Linked DNA regions of Homo sapiens: region 1 is linked to region 2. A link is an interaction called in ENCODE POLR2A ChIA-PET data of the cell type or tissue named here. Cell type or tissue: A673. All regions are shown on one strand. Links, peaks and the distances in the headings refer to the core of each region. The heading gives the core; the rest is flanking DNA.

The links. Peaks named below come from ENCODE experiments on the same cell type or tissue, not always from the same donor. Only the 100,000 strongest peaks of a DNase experiment are listed, where the experiment ranks them.
Region 1: POLR2A ChIA-PET joins it to region 2 with 12 read pairs; 3 of 35 experiments call an interaction of 5 or more read pairs at or near these places.

Annotation. Positions count from the first base shown.
Region 1 is chr10:17,578,381-17,586,729 of GRCh38, reverse strand. No RefSeq gene overlaps it. Among named protein-coding and RNA genes, the nearest start is that of HACD1, 35 kb to the left of the region's middle. In A673, for the core only: no CTCF peak of the experiment used is centred there; no DNase peak of the experiment used is centred there.
Region 2 is chr10:17,846,108-17,854,456 of GRCh38, reverse strand. MRC1 (mannose receptor C-type 1) reads right to left here. Exons shown (of 30, transcript NM_002438.4): 7 at 4,693-4,878; 8 at 1,333-1,490. Among named protein-coding and RNA genes, the nearest start is that of MIR511, 5.2 kb to the right of the region's middle. In A673, for the core only: a CTCF peak has its summit at 6,582 (motif pointing left); DNase peaks (open chromatin) are centred at 2,636, 3,746 and 6,576; H3K27ac peaks cover 693 bases.

The DNA of each region.
Region 1 (8,349 bases), core at 70-8,069, 270 kb after region 2:
GAAACACAGATCAAGAAATTTTGATGCTAGCAACTTTCAATTATATTTGGTGACAATTCCTTCATATTCTGATTGTTTTTTGATTTTCATAGCTTTATAGCTTGCTATATTATACAATATGCAAGTTTTAAAAAATATTTTTCAAAATGTTAATTCGACATGAATATAGCAACATCCTTGATAGTTTTAGCTTTTTAAAAAAGCATGCCAGAAAGGTAAGAAAGTCATTTTCACCAAGAGTTTTTGTTGCTTGACATCTATAGATTTTCAGAAGCATTATTTTCTCATCTTTATATTTTTAAGCATCTAATTATTATGCTGCAATGTCATAGTTTCTAGTGATATATTGCAAATGATCTAAACTTTGCAATAATCCCTTTTCCTCTTCACAAATATGTATCTCATGCCCACTGTGTGTCAGGCCCTGTTGTAGGGAATTAACATCTTCCTCTTATCTTACCTCTCTCTCCCCTACACAGTAAACCTTTAGCAAAATTACTGGGTTAGATTGGTTAGTAAATCATATTGCAAAATAATTATCTGTGCTTTAACAAATACAGTGTGTTGATAATCTGATGGGATGGGTTCTTTGTTACTCATATGTGTATAAGCATATTAGGGCACCACTAAATCGACAGAATTCTGGACTAAAACTACTTCATAACAAAATCAGTTATAGTTGATGAGACCAATACAATAAATCATTAAGAGATCCTTGAAGGAAAAAAAATAACTGTAAAAGGCAACATTTAAAATATTTTTCATATGCATATGGGACGTATAGAGGTATTTACCTTTCACATACATTTAGATTTGGATTACACATATAATTGATAGAATAAAAAATAAGCAATGCAGTTTTGTAATTTCTAGTATGAAGGCATTGAATAGAACTTAAAATTCAATTTGTTTATAGTTTTAGTCTAAATTTACAAAATATTTAAATAGACATAGGTCTCTCCTTTAGATATGAAGCTTAAAGATATATTCTAAACATTTTAGATTTTTTTTGTGTTCCTGTTATAGCTTTTAAAATATTTTGGTCATTTTTTATTTTGAAATAATTTCAAAGTTACAGGAAATTTGTTAAGAATAGAAGGAAAAGCACCTCTAAACCCTTCACTTGAATTCCCCACTTGTTCATATTTTGCCCCGTTTGCTATAGTTTTCTCTCTCTCTGTTCATAATATGTCCTGAACCATTTGAGAATAAGTTGAAACATTAACCCCTAATTTCTTCAGTGCATATTTCCTAAGAACAAGGACATCGTGCTACCTTGCCACTGTACCATAACCTAAATCAGGAAATCAACACTGATACTGTTATTAGAAGAACTTCAGCCAAATTAAATTTAAAGGAGGTTAATTGAGCAATCAACGATTCGTGAATCGGGCAGCCCCCAGAATCAGCAGATTCAGACAGACTCCAGGGATGCCCTGTGGTCAGAACAAATTTATAGACAAAAAAAGGGAAGTGGCATACAGAAATTGGCAGTGAGGTACAGAAATAGCTGGACTGGTTACATATTGGCATTTGTCTTACTTGAACACAGTCTGAACACTTAGCAGTCTGTGAGTGGTTGAAGTACGTCGTCTGGGATTGGCCAAGACTCAGCTGTTGTTACAGGTGCGTACTCCTAGTTAGGTTATCAATCTTGTCCGCCTATTGAGCTAGGTTACAGTTCGTCCACAAGGACTCAAATATAGAAGTACAGAGTGCTTCTCAGGCCATATTTAGTTTAAGAATCCAATACCTTTATCTAATTGGTAGACCTTATTCCAGTCTCATTGACATGTATGTATGCATGCACATGTATATTCTGGGTCAAGATCCAATCCAGGGTCAGCAATTACATTTAGTTATCATCTCTTTTAGTCTAGAGTGGTTCCTTAGTTTTTCTTCACCTTTCGTGACTTGGACATTTTCCACAGTACAGGATCGTTGTTTTATAGACAGTCCCTCCATTTGAGTTTGTTTGGTCCCTCCGTTTGAGTTCATTTGATGTTTCCTAATGATTAGATTTAATTATGTACCTTTGGGCAGGAATATTAAATTGTTCCATTTTCTGGTGATGTTAACTTTCATGTCTCAGGGTCTTTGTTTCTTAATGTTTTGGTTGCACATGGGTATTTTAATAATAGAAGGAGTTCTAATTTATAGGAGTTTGTGAAACAAGACATTGGGATTTATTTATTTATTTATTTATTTATGTATTTATTTATTTATTTATGGAGACAGAGTTTCGCTCTTGCTGCCCAGGCTGGAGTGCAATAGCATGATCTCAGCTCACTGCAACCTCTGCCTCCCGGGTTGAAGTGATTCTCCTGCCTCAGCCTCCCAAGTAGCTGGGATTACAGGCATACGCCTCCATGCCCGGCTAATTTTTGTATTTTTAGTAGAGACGGGGTTTCACCATGTTGGCCAGGCTGGTCTCGAACTCCTGACTGACCTCAAGTGATCTACCCACTTCGGCCTCCCAAAGTGCTAGGATTACAGGCATGAGCCACCACACCCTGCCTGGATTTTAAAAACCAGATTAATATGGCTGTGATCTCATACATGAAGACTGATGTCTTTTTAAGCGCATAAAAAGCACTAAATTATTTATGCATATGCAATTTCCAGGCATATTATGAACTCAACCTTCACATCGACGTTTGCGCCTCTAGATTATACCCTAGAAAATTCTGGGTATTAATTAATATACTTTCATTTTGCTCAAAAGTTCTTAACTGCAGCATTCTGTTCCGCATTACTTTATACTCTTACCATCTTCTCCTGCTTTGCTAAAATTATATATAATGCAAAACTGAGATTGCTGTAAAAATACATTTTGTTTCTTGATTAATGATCGTGCCTTACATATTTAAATTCAATTTGTACAATTCGAAAATTAACAATTTTTCTTAAATTCAGTTAACATTTTGTGGTTTAACTTTGAGGATAATGACTGTAGAAAAACGGTTTTCAGATCAAATCATTTATTAATCATCTGAGGACCTCAGAATTCTTTCTTTAGAGATTTTGCATCAGCAGCTGTGGGGCTAAGAAACCTGAATTTTTTAGCAAGGTGCTAGGCAGTTATGGTGCAAGCAGCTTAGTTGTCCCACCAGCCTTTAAGAAACACTGCAATAGAGAAAGGCTGGGTGCGGTGGCTCAACCTATAATCCCAGCACTTTGGGAGGCCGAGGCGGGTGGATCACTTGAGGTCAGGAGTTTGAGACCAGCCTGGCCAACAAGGTGAAACCCTGTCTCTACTAAAAATATAAAAATTAGCCAAACGTGGTGGTGGATGCCTGTAATCCCAGCTACTTGGGAGGCTGAGGCAGGAGAATCACTTGAACCCAGGAGGCGAAGGTTGCAGTGAGCCAAAATCACATCACTGTACTCCAGCCTGGGCAAGAGCGAAACTCTGTCTCAGGGTGGGGAGAAAAAAAAGAAATATCAAGAAGGGGTGGGGAGGTGGGGAATGACTTCTAGCAAATGCCATATTCAGTGTACTCAATAGAACCGAAAGAAAAAAAAATCAGCATTCCTACAGTCATGTCTATTGTTTCTTATCAAAATGAACAGTGTAGTTTTAAGTTTATAAAAATGAAAAATGATATCTGCATAGTCCATAGTCTGACAGATATTTTTAGCAAATATTTTATAACCATACAATTTATCTGACCATTCACTTAAGTAGTGTGGCTGGGAAGAAAAAACAATCGTAAAATCCAATTAGGTATTTTTGTTGTATTGAATTTGATGACATGATATAAACTAGATACAACTAGAAAGTAGGTTAAAATATTTTTGGGCCAGGTGTGGTGGCTCACGCCTGTAATCCCAGCACTTTGGGAGGCTGAGGTGGGTGGATGACTTAAGTCCAGGAGTTGGAGGCCAGCCTGGGCAACATGACGAAACTGTCTGTACAAAAAATACAAAAATTAACCAGGCATGGTGTCACATGCCTGTACTTCCAGCTACTTGGGAAGCTGAGGTGTGGGATTGTTTGAGCCTAGGAGGCTGAGGCTGCAGTGAGCTATAATCACGCTTCTGCACTCCAGCCTGGGCAACAGAGTGAGACCTTGTGTCAAAAAAAAAAAAAAAAAAAAGAAAAAAAAATTTTTTTGTAGTAGTGTTGTTACTTAAATAGAACTTCTAGTGTCTTTTTTTTTAATAAGCCCTCCCACAAACAGACACACACACACACACACACACACACACACACACACACACACCCCTTCTTAGGGAGGAATATATTCAAGATTGTGGGAAATGCATATGCTTCTGTTTTTGAGAAATATGCAAGACACAAAATAATTTGTCTGAATGATTTTTAATCTAATCATAAGTTGACTAAAATAGGTTTGTGGCTAAATTAATGTGTTCAGAAGCTGATTTTATTGAGTTAAACTTTCGCTGAACTTTATTAAAACCCTTGCAACAGAAATTAATCTTAAGAAATGAGGAAATGGAAAGGTTAATTTACATTAAGTGTACTCAAGAAGAAAAACTGAATTTAGAACAGTTGTTAGCCTGGAGTCTGTAGATTTTCGTGCATCAAACATTCATTTTTTCAAAGTTACAACTTTATTCGTAACTTGTATGCATAAACATTTGCTCCAAAATCTGGTATTACTTTTTTGTTTCAATTCCAAAATCAACATATATGAGAAATTTCATATAGAAACAATTTATAGCATTAAAAATGTATTACCCACTACAATGTGGCCTGGGTGACAGCGAGACTCTGTCTTCAAAAAAAAAAAAAAAAAAAAAGAAAAGAAAAGAAAAAGAAAAAAAAGAAAAAGTATTACATCTTGTGAGAATTGAAATTTCAGAAAGTTCAAAATACATTTTTTTGAAGTAGAGTTGATACTGTCTGTTTGTAAGTTGTATGAAATAACAATGACAAGTAGCAAAAGTTAGGTGTGAGCATAGCTAGTAAAAAGGTTTTTTAGAAAGTATTATTTTGTGAAAATGTTGGTTATTTTACAAGTTGTATGTTTATAGTTATGACGCATTTTTGCCCCTGGAAAATTCCAAATTATTTAATATGTTTATGGAGATATTATTTGCTTTATTTGTTTTTGAAAAAGCATTTAAAAATATTTCTGTGAATTAACTTTAGATGCTTGTAAACTTTGGAAACATTCAGTTTTCTTACTTAAAAGTATATTTTTAGTTGGATAAACATTAACAGAGGCAAAGAAACCTTTACCACATATATTTTAATGTTTTAGGAATTAAGGCTGAGCTGTTTTAGTACCAATTATAATCTTGTAGTAAATGAAATGGGTTAGTTTAAAGCTATCAGTATTTTCTTAGGGGTAAAGATGGACTTATTAAGTATTTTTTTTTTGGCAAATACTAACAAAATAAAAGTTAGACACAATACCTTAGGGTATAATTGTTATTAGATTCTCATGACAGGTCTTCACAGATTCTCAGTCACAGTAGTGGAATGGTGACATGTGTCATGGTTAAGAGCCAAGGCTTTGGAGTGAAACTTGCCTTAGATTTGGGAAAAAGTACTTAACTTCTAACAAATGCCATATTTAGTGTACCCAATAGAACTGAAAGAAAAAGTACTTAACTTTCTTAAGCCTCAAAGTCCTTATCTGTAAAATGGAATAAGCAGTTGTCTGAGGAGCAAATGATGTAATATCTATAAATTTGTAGCACAGAGGTGGGCCCATATAAGTACCCAATAAATGTTAGTTGTTACTAATGACATTGCTGCTTTTCATGGTTTTATAACAGTCATAGCAGGTGAAATTTCTGAAGTCCTACCTCACTTGTTTCTTGGACGGAATCACTTACGGAGAATAGTTTTGGTAAAATTTTCTTTTCCCGTAGTTTTTTCTGCTTTTACTAGTTTGAAAGATTGCCAGCGTTTAGCTGTTTTCCTTATCTTGAATTAGAAGTAGAAGGCTACAGTTTATTCAGTAGTAGCATAGTAAAGAGGAGTTTCCTGTAGCTCGGTCTCCTTTAGGATATATACAGTATCCTGCTGGTCATGGTTTTTGACAGTGACTATTTCAAATGAGGCAGACACTGGTGAGATATTTTCCAGCCAGCCTGACCCCCTGGCAGTGCTGTTAGGGCAGGCAGAGTGGGGTTTTGCTCTCCTGACATGCCCCAGGGAAGATGGGGGGCGGTGCGGCTACTATCTTCACAACAGAAGATCGTTTAGAGAATTCCATTGAGTCAGCATATTATTAATTTTTATGTATAGGTTTTTTTACATTTATGTAGGGATGCTTATATTTAATCTTAAAAGGTAGTCCTATACAGTTGTATCAGAAACCATAAGAGATCTTTCACTCTCTCAAACCACTTTTTTTTTTTTTTTTTTTTGAGACGGAGTCTCGCTCTGTCGCCCAGGCTGGAGTGCAGTGGCGCGATCTCGGCTCACTGCAAGCTCCACCTCCCGGGTTCACGCCATTCTCCTGCCTCAGCCTCCCGCGTAGTTGGGACTACAGGCGCTCGCCACCACTCCCGGCTAATTTTTTGTATTTTTTAGTAGAGACGGGGTTTCACTGTGTTAGCCAGGATGGTGTCGATCTCCTGACCTTGTGATCCGCCCGCCTCAGCCTCCCAAAGTGCTGTGATTACAGGCGTGAGCCACCGTGCCCGGCCCCAGACCACTTTTATTAACTCAGGTATTATGAAAGGAATCACTGAAGAATATGAAAGCTCAAATAAGATTAAAAAATGCTTTAATACTGTTGAAGTCTTTCAGTTCAAGAGCAGGCAATAGAATGTATAGAATGTTTATCTTATGACCAGATACAACCTCCCAAGGAAAACTGGATCCCACAGGGCAGCTGGTCTCCACAGTTCCTGCCGGGACTACAGTTGCTGGAAGTCATTCAATCACTTTTCTTTTTTTTAAGGGAATTAAGTACAGGTAAAGGAACTCTTCTAGCAAAGATCTTAATAATCTCTTGATTATCAATGTCCATGGAGGCTTTTTAGTCCTTCCTTTGCTTCTGCATTCTTGACCCCTGGCTTCTTTCATGTACTCTCTCCTAATTTGCCTGTCTTTCTGAACGGGTCATTCCAGTTTTCAATAGGTGACTTCTACTTCTTCCTGTCACCAGTGTGGGTGTTGCCTATGGTTCTGTTGTGTGGATTTCTGATACATATATATATAAACATTCTGGAGAGTCTTATTGACAGATTCCACAATTACTTAAACATTGTCAATTCTGGCCTAGATTGCTATGTTAAACTCTAGTCCCTATCTCCAACTTTATGGGCTTTTTATTTTTTAGCTATACCATAGCTGTCTCAAATTAAACTTGTTAAACTGAATGCATCATTTTCATTACTACCACAATCTTCTAATTCTCTGCCCCTCTTAAAGCCATCTCTTCCTGCTGTATTTTCTGACTTTGTGAATGGCACTATTGTCTAGCAATTTAGGTCAAAACCATGACTAGTATTAGATACTTTCCTCTCCATCAAATCTTTTTCAATCCTGTTACCCTACTGCTACTGACTAGGCCTGGATAATGTCAATGCTTATGTGATAAAGGCTGGATACCTTAACCTGGATTTCAAGCTTGTGGGCAAGAACAAATGAAACTATGAAACCATGGGCTGTATAAAGGGTATTAAGTGCCACTCTCTGTTGAACTGTTTGATGAAACTGGCTTTGATGACCCAGAAGAAGCCTTAAATTTGAATGCATTCTGTTCTTTCAAAACTGCTGCTAACCAGTTTTCATGTTTATTACCACTTGCTGCTGCTGGAAAAAAGTTAGGAGCTACTATGTTTTACTCATTTGGTCTTTGAATAATAGCAGCAGTACAAATCCCAGGATTCTCAAAGCAGTTCCAACCACAACAAACCAAAAACTAAACTACAGATAAATGGGAAACAGGTGTGTCCGGTTTGATAAAAAGGGAAAGGGTTATCAGGTGGCCACATCCTTTCCTTGTCATTCATATCCCCAACCTCCAGATCCTCTCTACTCTCATAAGTTTGAATACAGTCAACGTTACTTGGGTCAAAAACTAATGTTGATTATGATTAAAAAGAGAAACAAAACTCAGCACTTCCTTCATTAAAAATAAAGGTTGAGAAACTTGATAAGAAAAAAACTAAAATATTCTTTTTTTTTTTTGAGATGGAATCTCGCTCTGTCACCCAGGCTGGAGTACAGTGGCCTGATCTTGGCTCATTGCAACCTCCGCCTCCTGGGTTCAAGTGATTCTCCTGCCTCAGCCTCCAGAGTAGCTAGTACTACAGGCGTCCGCCACCACGCCTGGCTAATTTTTGTATTTTTAGTAGAGACAGCGTTTCACCATATTGGCCAGGCTGGTCTCGAACTCCTGACCTTGTGATCTGCCC
Region 2 (8,349 bases), core at 50-8,049:
TTCTGGTTTCTTCTGTCTACTCTTTGGATAGTTAACACCTAATATGTTCTTAAACTTTCAATCCATCACAATAAAAACAACCACAATGACAAAAATAACAGCCACAGTGACAAAAATAAACAACCACAATGACAAAAATTATTGAACAATAAATATGGGCTGGGAACTGTGTACCACACATGCATTATTTAATACTCATATCCTGGGCCTGGCACAGTGGCTCACGCCTGTAACCTCAACACTTTGGGAGGCTGAGGCAGGCAGATCGCTTGAGCTTAGGAGTTCAAGACTAGCTTGGGCAACATGGCAAAACTCCATCTGTACCAAAAATACAAAAAATTAGCCAGGCGTGGTGGCACGCACCTTTAGTCACAGCTATTTGGGAGGCCTGAACCCAGGAGGTCAAGACTGCAATGAGCTGAGATTGCACCACTGCACTGCAGCCTGGGTGACAGAGCAAGACTCTGTCTTAAAAAACAAACAAACAAACAACAACAACAACAAAAAAAAAAACCTCATATCCACAGGTGAGCTAAGTACAGCTCTTATTCCCATTTTGCAAATAAAGGAGTCAGTCACACAGCAAAACTCAGCCTCTTAATCACTGTGTTTACCATCTATTAATAAAAGATAAATTTGATAACATTTTTCAATCACTGAGGTCATATTTCAATCATAAAAGCAATCATTTCATATGACAGCTCCATGTAAACTGAAAAAAATGAATGTAGCTCCCCAAGTACAGCTTCCAGACCTAATCCACCGTAGCTGTAAGTAGATCTGCATCTACTTGGTGTATATATATCTCTCACATATATACGGGGCTACAATCTCTTTTTACATATATATATATATACACACACACACACACACACACACACACATACATATATATCTCTTTTTACATCTCTTGTAATCATATATATGGCTTATAATAACTTTTTATATATACATGCATAATCATATATATGGCTTAATTGGTCAGATGAGAGCTTTGGTGGATATATATATACACCATTATAATATGGCACTATATATATGGCCATGTACATATATAGTGCCATAGAAACAATATGAGTATTCATTACAGGCGAATTTCATCCTTGACCCAAAAGTTTCTGTCCATTGCTTCAGTGATCCTCTTGAAAATTTGACTTTGCTAGACAGTTGAGAGGGATTCAAGAAATCAAATCTGAATTTTGGTTCACCTTTGATCCATGCCAATTTATGTAGAATAAAAACAATCTAAACAAACATATGTAACTGACTGGGACAGAAGGAAAAATCCCCCGTGACTTTCATTATAAATATCAGTCATTCAAGTGGCCTTACCTTGCCTTTCATCACCACACAATCCTCCTGTCTGTTGTTTTCATGGCTTGGTTCTCCACGAAGCCATTTGGTAAACGTTACAGGGGTCCCATCACTCCACTCAAAGTACATTTGAATCTTAATGTCATTTAAGCCGATCCACAATTCGTCATTTGGCTCTAAACAGGAAGAAACACACAGTGGTATATACAAGGGTTGCTTTCCAAAGGTCGGGGGGTAAAAGGAACGGAAGGCACTCTGCTTTATCAACAGGGCTCTACCTCCCTTGATATGATCACCATCATGAAAGATAGTCCTCATGAGTGCTCATCTGACCTACATGCTGTCGACTTAGATGCCAACTACATTTTACCTTGTTAGTTTTAGGCTGTGTAGTGTACCCTTTACATTGTGAATATGACTGTATTCTTTAGTGGAAATATTGTAGATTGTATCTCCTGGCAGTTACAAAAACAAAATTGAGGTAGGTCTATTACTATGCTCTATCTTATGAAGCTGCTTTTATTGTTGCAAATAATTTACCATGCCAACTGCACTCATGTTATTGATGGTAGCCTATTTATATACATCTGTTTGACTATGATTAAATTGATGAATGTTTTCAAATAACAAAAATTTTAAACTGCTTCTATTTTACTGACTCTTGTTATCAAGAACATTCTAGATACTTCCGTTAAAGATCAATCACTGTACTGGGAGTGAAAATTATCTATATAGTGAAAGAATTATAAACCAAGAGGTGAGACTTGCACCTGACATTTGGTACCTATCTATTATGCTGTATATACAAATGAATCTGTAATCATTTTCATCATGAAATGCCAGGAAATTCCAGCAAAACTTAAATAACAAATGAGGGTAAAACGAAAACAACCAATATAGATTTAAAACATGATCATTTTGTTTTGAAATTCTATGGAGAACATTATTGATTTTATAAGTAGGTGCCATGCTAAAAATTCCTAAATATCACAACAAAAATGGGATAAAGTTAAAGTCAATGAAGGTTTAAGATGTCATGGCTAAAAAATAAACTTGTCTAAATTAAAAAAAGTTAAAGAATACACAAATCAATATCTATCTAATTCACACGACTGGGAGTCCCATCATGAATGCTTGATGTATGATCATTTAGTGGTATAATAAAATTAGTTGCCAAAGTATTGTAAAGATGATGTTGTGGTAGAAAATGAGGAAAACATCACAATGTATAAGATTCTCCCTAAGCGGTTTAGTCTCTTCCTCCTGAAAGTTGTCATTCAACTTTGCTTTTGGAGAAGTCTCTAGCTGGCCTGGCGCCAGCACTGGCAGATGTTTCCAGTGCCGTGGAGAATGAATGACACTGCCAGGATGATCCTCTTCTCCTTTCACTTGATTTGCAGATCGTGATCTTTTCAGCAACAAATGCAGGCTTCAAAGTGACCTCATGTACCCCTCAAAGATTTAAATTGAAGATCAAAGAAAAACTAACCTCCTAAGTCCCACAGTTAAGAGTTTCCTATATACATATTTCTCACTAAATTGTTCTCCCCCATAGCTTCTTCAATTCCTAAGCACAATCTTGATCCTAGAAAAATATATAAGATGTGAGTGTAAAGTTGTCATGCTGATTTTTATCAATTAGTTGGGGAAGTTGTATTCATTGGTATAATCATAACTTACGTGTATAGGTCTTAATGTGTCCACTTGAAATATACTTCCATGATTAATACAAAAGGTATCATCTCAATTATGTAAAAAAAAATTTCTAGGTTTTTGTTTAGAAACAATAATTTTAACTTTACAACTTTACTTTTATTAATATTATTTTATTGTTTAAAATAAAATCTTATCAATAATTTTTAATGGAAGGTTTTCTAATTTATTTACTAATTCTCATGCTGAATTTCAAAGCAACTTTGGCCATCCAATTTCCTAAAATAATTATAGCAATAAAAATATCAGGTTTTTTTCTTTCACTACATTATGTTATACAAAGTAGAGTTAAATGTGCACTCCAGTTCTAGAGCATCCTAACTAACCTGTTTTCTGCTAAATCATTTGCAAACTTTACTGGCTATAAGTGCCACACTAAATTTAAGTAATTGTTATTCAGACATACCAGTTCTGATTCCATTATTATCTTCTATTGTGAATTTTCCAGGATAAGTAGACACAGAATAACCAAGAAATTGTTCATAGGCTGCAGCTGGGCTATTCTCGTGGCCTAAGACACTCAATGGGGTCAACACAGGAAGATGGATACCATTTGGCAGGTGCTAGAAGTAGGAGTGTTTCGGGGACTTTTAAGTCTTTTTCTGCTACTACTCTATTTGTTTCTCATCTATTTGTTAGTTGCTTTTTCCTCCCCTCCCCCAGCCCCAATCAGTTTCCAGGCACTATGTGTCAGGAAGCTGTCTCCACCATCTCCACCATCCATTTCCTCTTGTTTTGCTGGGGGGAAATGAAGAGCAGCTGCAGCTATTCAGCAGCCTCATCAGTGGAAGATGAAAATGATCATCATTTAATCAACAAGCACTGCTGAGTGCCCATTATCATTATGCTGTTTCTCAAGCCGCTCATCTTCGGGACAAGCATTCCCAGCTCATTTTATTCATCTATTTTTTTCTGCTTAGTACATTTTCTGTGTATTTTTAATTATGCACCTAAAATTGAGACATACATTTCTTTAAAAAAAATTTTTTTTAGTAGAGACGAGGTCTTGCTATGTTCCCTGGACTGGCCTCAAACTCCTGGGCTCAAGCTATCCTTCCCACCTTGGCCTCCCAAAGTGGTGGGATTACAGGCATGAGCCACCGTAGCTTGGCCAAGAAATATATTCCTTTAAAAGGTTTAGGCTGACATCTAACCATTTCAAAAAAAAAAAAACTCCTATATTTTTCACTGTTCAACACCCTCCCAGCATCAGCTAAATTCACAAAGAAAAAAGAAATCTAAAGTCTGAAACAGTCCATTTAGAAATCTTTTTTAGGAGATAAAATATGGACCTAAAAAAAGAAGATACACACACACACACAGATAATTCCAAGGAATTAAGCATTGTTCACAAGTGTAAGGTAGACTGCTCTGCATCCAGATAATGCATGAAAAAAATAATGTTTTAAAACTACCCATAAATGGATTACACATTAAAAGAAAAAGAAATTGAATTATCTTTCAGTGATAAGAATTCTTTCAATTATTATACAATTTTCACATTGTGGCATTTTCAGCATTTGTGATTAAATTCATACGTTGTTCGTTGAATTATTGATTTACATTGATTAAATTTGATGTTTATGATAGAATTTTCCAGAGTTGGGTAGAAAGGGGTGCTCCCAGGATTAAAGCCAAGTATATTATCACTGTCAAGTTTCTCACCATATCCTAGCTGGGAGATAATAAAGTCCAATTCCTCGATGGTGTGGATACTTGTGAGGTCACCGCCTTCCTTCCTGCAGGTGGTCAGAGCATCCCTCTGGATTTTTTTCTCATCTCTGTGAATCTTGTAACAGTGACCGGCATACGGCCACCACTGACTAGGACAGTGAGTAGGCACATCACTTTCTAGAAACAAAAAGGGGGGTCGGAAAAAAATTTTAAAAGATTTGATTAAAACTATAACAATATTTTAATCATTTTATATAATACATGAAACAGCTTATAGTTACTAGGCAAATAAAGGTAACATTTAGTTTTTATTTTCGCAGCATACATATTCACCAAAAATAGACAAGGCATATACTATTTTGTTGGTTTTTAGACAAAACAAAATAACCTACTTTTTAATCAAATGGGAAATCACCTTATCAACTTTCTTTCTTTCTTTTTTTTTTTTTTTTAAGAGACAAGGTCTCCCTCTATTCCCCAGGCCAGAGTGCGGTGGTGTGATCATGTCTCATTGCAGCCTCAACCTCCTGGGCTCAAGCAGTCCTCCTGCCTCAGCCTCCTAAGTAGCTGCTACTACAGGGCATAAGCCACTGTACTTGGCTATGGGAAATCTCTTTTTAAAAAGTTATATCTACAACAAGACTATACTAATACATATTAGATTATCTAAATCTTGTCAGCAAACCTGAACTAAGCATCTGTTATGCACTGTTTAAATGCTGGAGGCCTGAAAGCTTTGGGGGACTAAACACATCCCCTAAAAGATTTGAATTTACTTTATTCTATGGACATTAGGGAGCCAGTCACTCTTGAGAGGCAGGTTAGTGTTGAAGTAGAGAGCTGGAATGGCTGGGGGACAAACGGTCTCCAAGGAGCCTCCGCCACCATAGCCACATGAGTCAGCCACTTGTTGCCTCAGAACAGACCCACTACCATTTAGTTGCTACCCAAAACTGACACGTGCTTGTGACTAGGAGAGGGATCTGGAGTCATAACTCCTAAAACCTGAATTTGCGGTAAGTTGTGTGATCTTCGGCAAGTCACATCACATGAAAAGGAGTACCCATATAGGTGAAAATTTTTAAATGAGATTAGTACTAACACTAATATCAAACCACCCACCCCATGTTCTTCTGAACTAGAAAAGAATAGAGAGAGTGTGCTTGTAAATCACAAGCACCACACAATCATTATTTAATTAAACCAGCTGTCAACATCCTCAGCCTCGCTACTAATAGGATCAAATTGTATAATCTTGATTATACGCTGCAAAAATTTAATAGTAATGAGCTAGGGGAAAGTGACAATAAAGACATTTGAAGGCAGATGTTTATTCATCCCTATTGCCTTGAGCCTGGCACAGGGCCTGGTACATATAAGCGTATTGAGTATTGGAAGAGAAAAAGAATTGAAGTTATAGTTGATATATGGCTGCTTGTTATTACTATTCTAGAGATACTATTTCAAACAGTAATTTGGCAACATGTTTTGCTTAGAAGGGGACTATATTGCCAAATGAAAGTGAACGTATATATTATTTAAGCTCATATTAAATGTTTTCAAATGGCTGTCTTAGTATATGTTCGTTATAGGGTACCTTTCTTCACTATTCCTTTGATGAATTGGTCGTATCTTCCCTTAAAGGTGGAGAGTATCTGAAACATCATTGTTTAAGCCCAGGATTTTGTGCCCTGCAGTCATACAAGTAACTACTCAGTCATGAGGCTCAAATGCTGTACAATTGTAATAAAAAATGCATATTTAAAAAAATTCTATTCCCTCAATACAATTTAGATTCTGTGCACTTCCAGTGGTTACAAAAAAAAAAAGAAGAAAAAGAAAAAGAAAGCAAGCTTAGTACAGCTTTGGAGCCCTCTGGTGGGTTATTTTAATTTTGCTACCTAGGAAATTGAAAATAGTATCAGCCAATGCTGTCCTTCAAAAACTGAAATGATGAACTTTAAACATATTTGAAAGCATGAAAACAACCAACTTGAGTGAAATGAAGGGGAGTTCCCTGGGGCAGCCACAGAAGATGATTTGTTCCTCTAGCCACAGCTCATGTGCTCAGTGGCCACATGCGGTTAAGTGGCTGCTAAGCCAGAGAGTACAGCCCTAGAGACCTGAGGATTATGGACAAACGGGTTAGTGTTACAATAATTCACAGGGTTTGAGGTTGAATTCTTGCCTAAGGCTGTTGCTAATCCCGTATGCTGCATAATTTGAACTCTGATACGCTTTTCCAAGCTCTGGTTTATTTGAGTTTATAGATAAAACAGAATCATTAATCCAGGGAGTATAGAGATGTTCAGAAACTGACATCAAGTGGTTAGCGAGTGAAGAAGGCATCATGGAGGAATAAGAATGTACTGAGTGTTTGATGAAATGAACAAAATTTTATCTCAGGAAGAAGAGTCATGAACATTTCCATTTTACACATGAGGATCCCAGCACCGGCAGGTTAAGCAGTAAGGCCAAGTTACAGAATTCTGAGTGCTGTACCAGAGAAACTATAAAGTAACTATTCTCCTCTTTGGCAACATGGAAATTCCAAGTCTTAGAAAGAGAATTGTAATGAAGGCTTCCAAAAAAGGAAAAAATACACTATTTCTCCTAGAGGAGGAATAGTAGAGGTAAAATGCAAAAATGGTGAGCTTTCTCTAAAGATACCCACCGTCACTATGGAGAGCCTGTAAAGGATAATCAAACCCAACATCCAGGTCCCGCATCTATATCTATTTAGGATCTTGGCCAAATCTATATCAATTAAAATTGCAAACACATCTCCTCCCTAATCCAACAATTCCACTTCCAGGAATGATCACATGCATGAAATGATGTGCATAGAATGTATATAGTTATTTACCTCAGGACTGTTTGTATTAATAAAAGATTGGAAGTAAATTAAATTAAAAATCCATTACACAGGAGATCGGTCAAAAAAATATATGTGCTGTCTCTGCAATAGCTTTTGGACAGCCATAAAATTAAACATAGAAGCTGTTTATATTCTACGTGGAATGATGTCCAAAATTGTTGTTAAGTGGAAAACTTAGGATAAAAACATATTATAGTATACTGCCATTTGTATGAAACAAAAATAATTATAAATATATTTGTTTATATAGTCACAGAATAACTAAGGATACACACCCAGAAACAATTATTCTCCAGGAAGGTAAACTGGGTGTTACAGGTGAGAGGTAGGGAAAACCTTATTATTTATCATGTTGTATCTTTTGAATCTCTAGCTATGTCAAGCGTATTTTAAAATACATGAAATTGCTTTCAAAGCCAATGGGAAGAAAAAAACAAGAATGCCACATTGTCAGTTTCCTCCAGCAGAAAAACAGAAATAAATTAAACCATTTAAAGCATTCGCTGTCCCTCCAAAAAGAGGTAATAATAAAAAATATGTAGTTTGTCTTTCATCAATTGGAAGAAAGAATTCTTGCCTTAGTAGTTTATTCTCCTATAAAATTGTAAGGGACAACACAATTGATTTTTTTTTTTCTTGAAGTCTAGCCGATATTTAAAATTCAGTTACAGGCCAGGCACGGTGGCTCATGCCTGTAATCCCAGCACTTTGGGAGGCTGAGGTGGGTAGATCACCCAAGGTCAGGAGTTCAAGACAAGCCTGGCCAACAC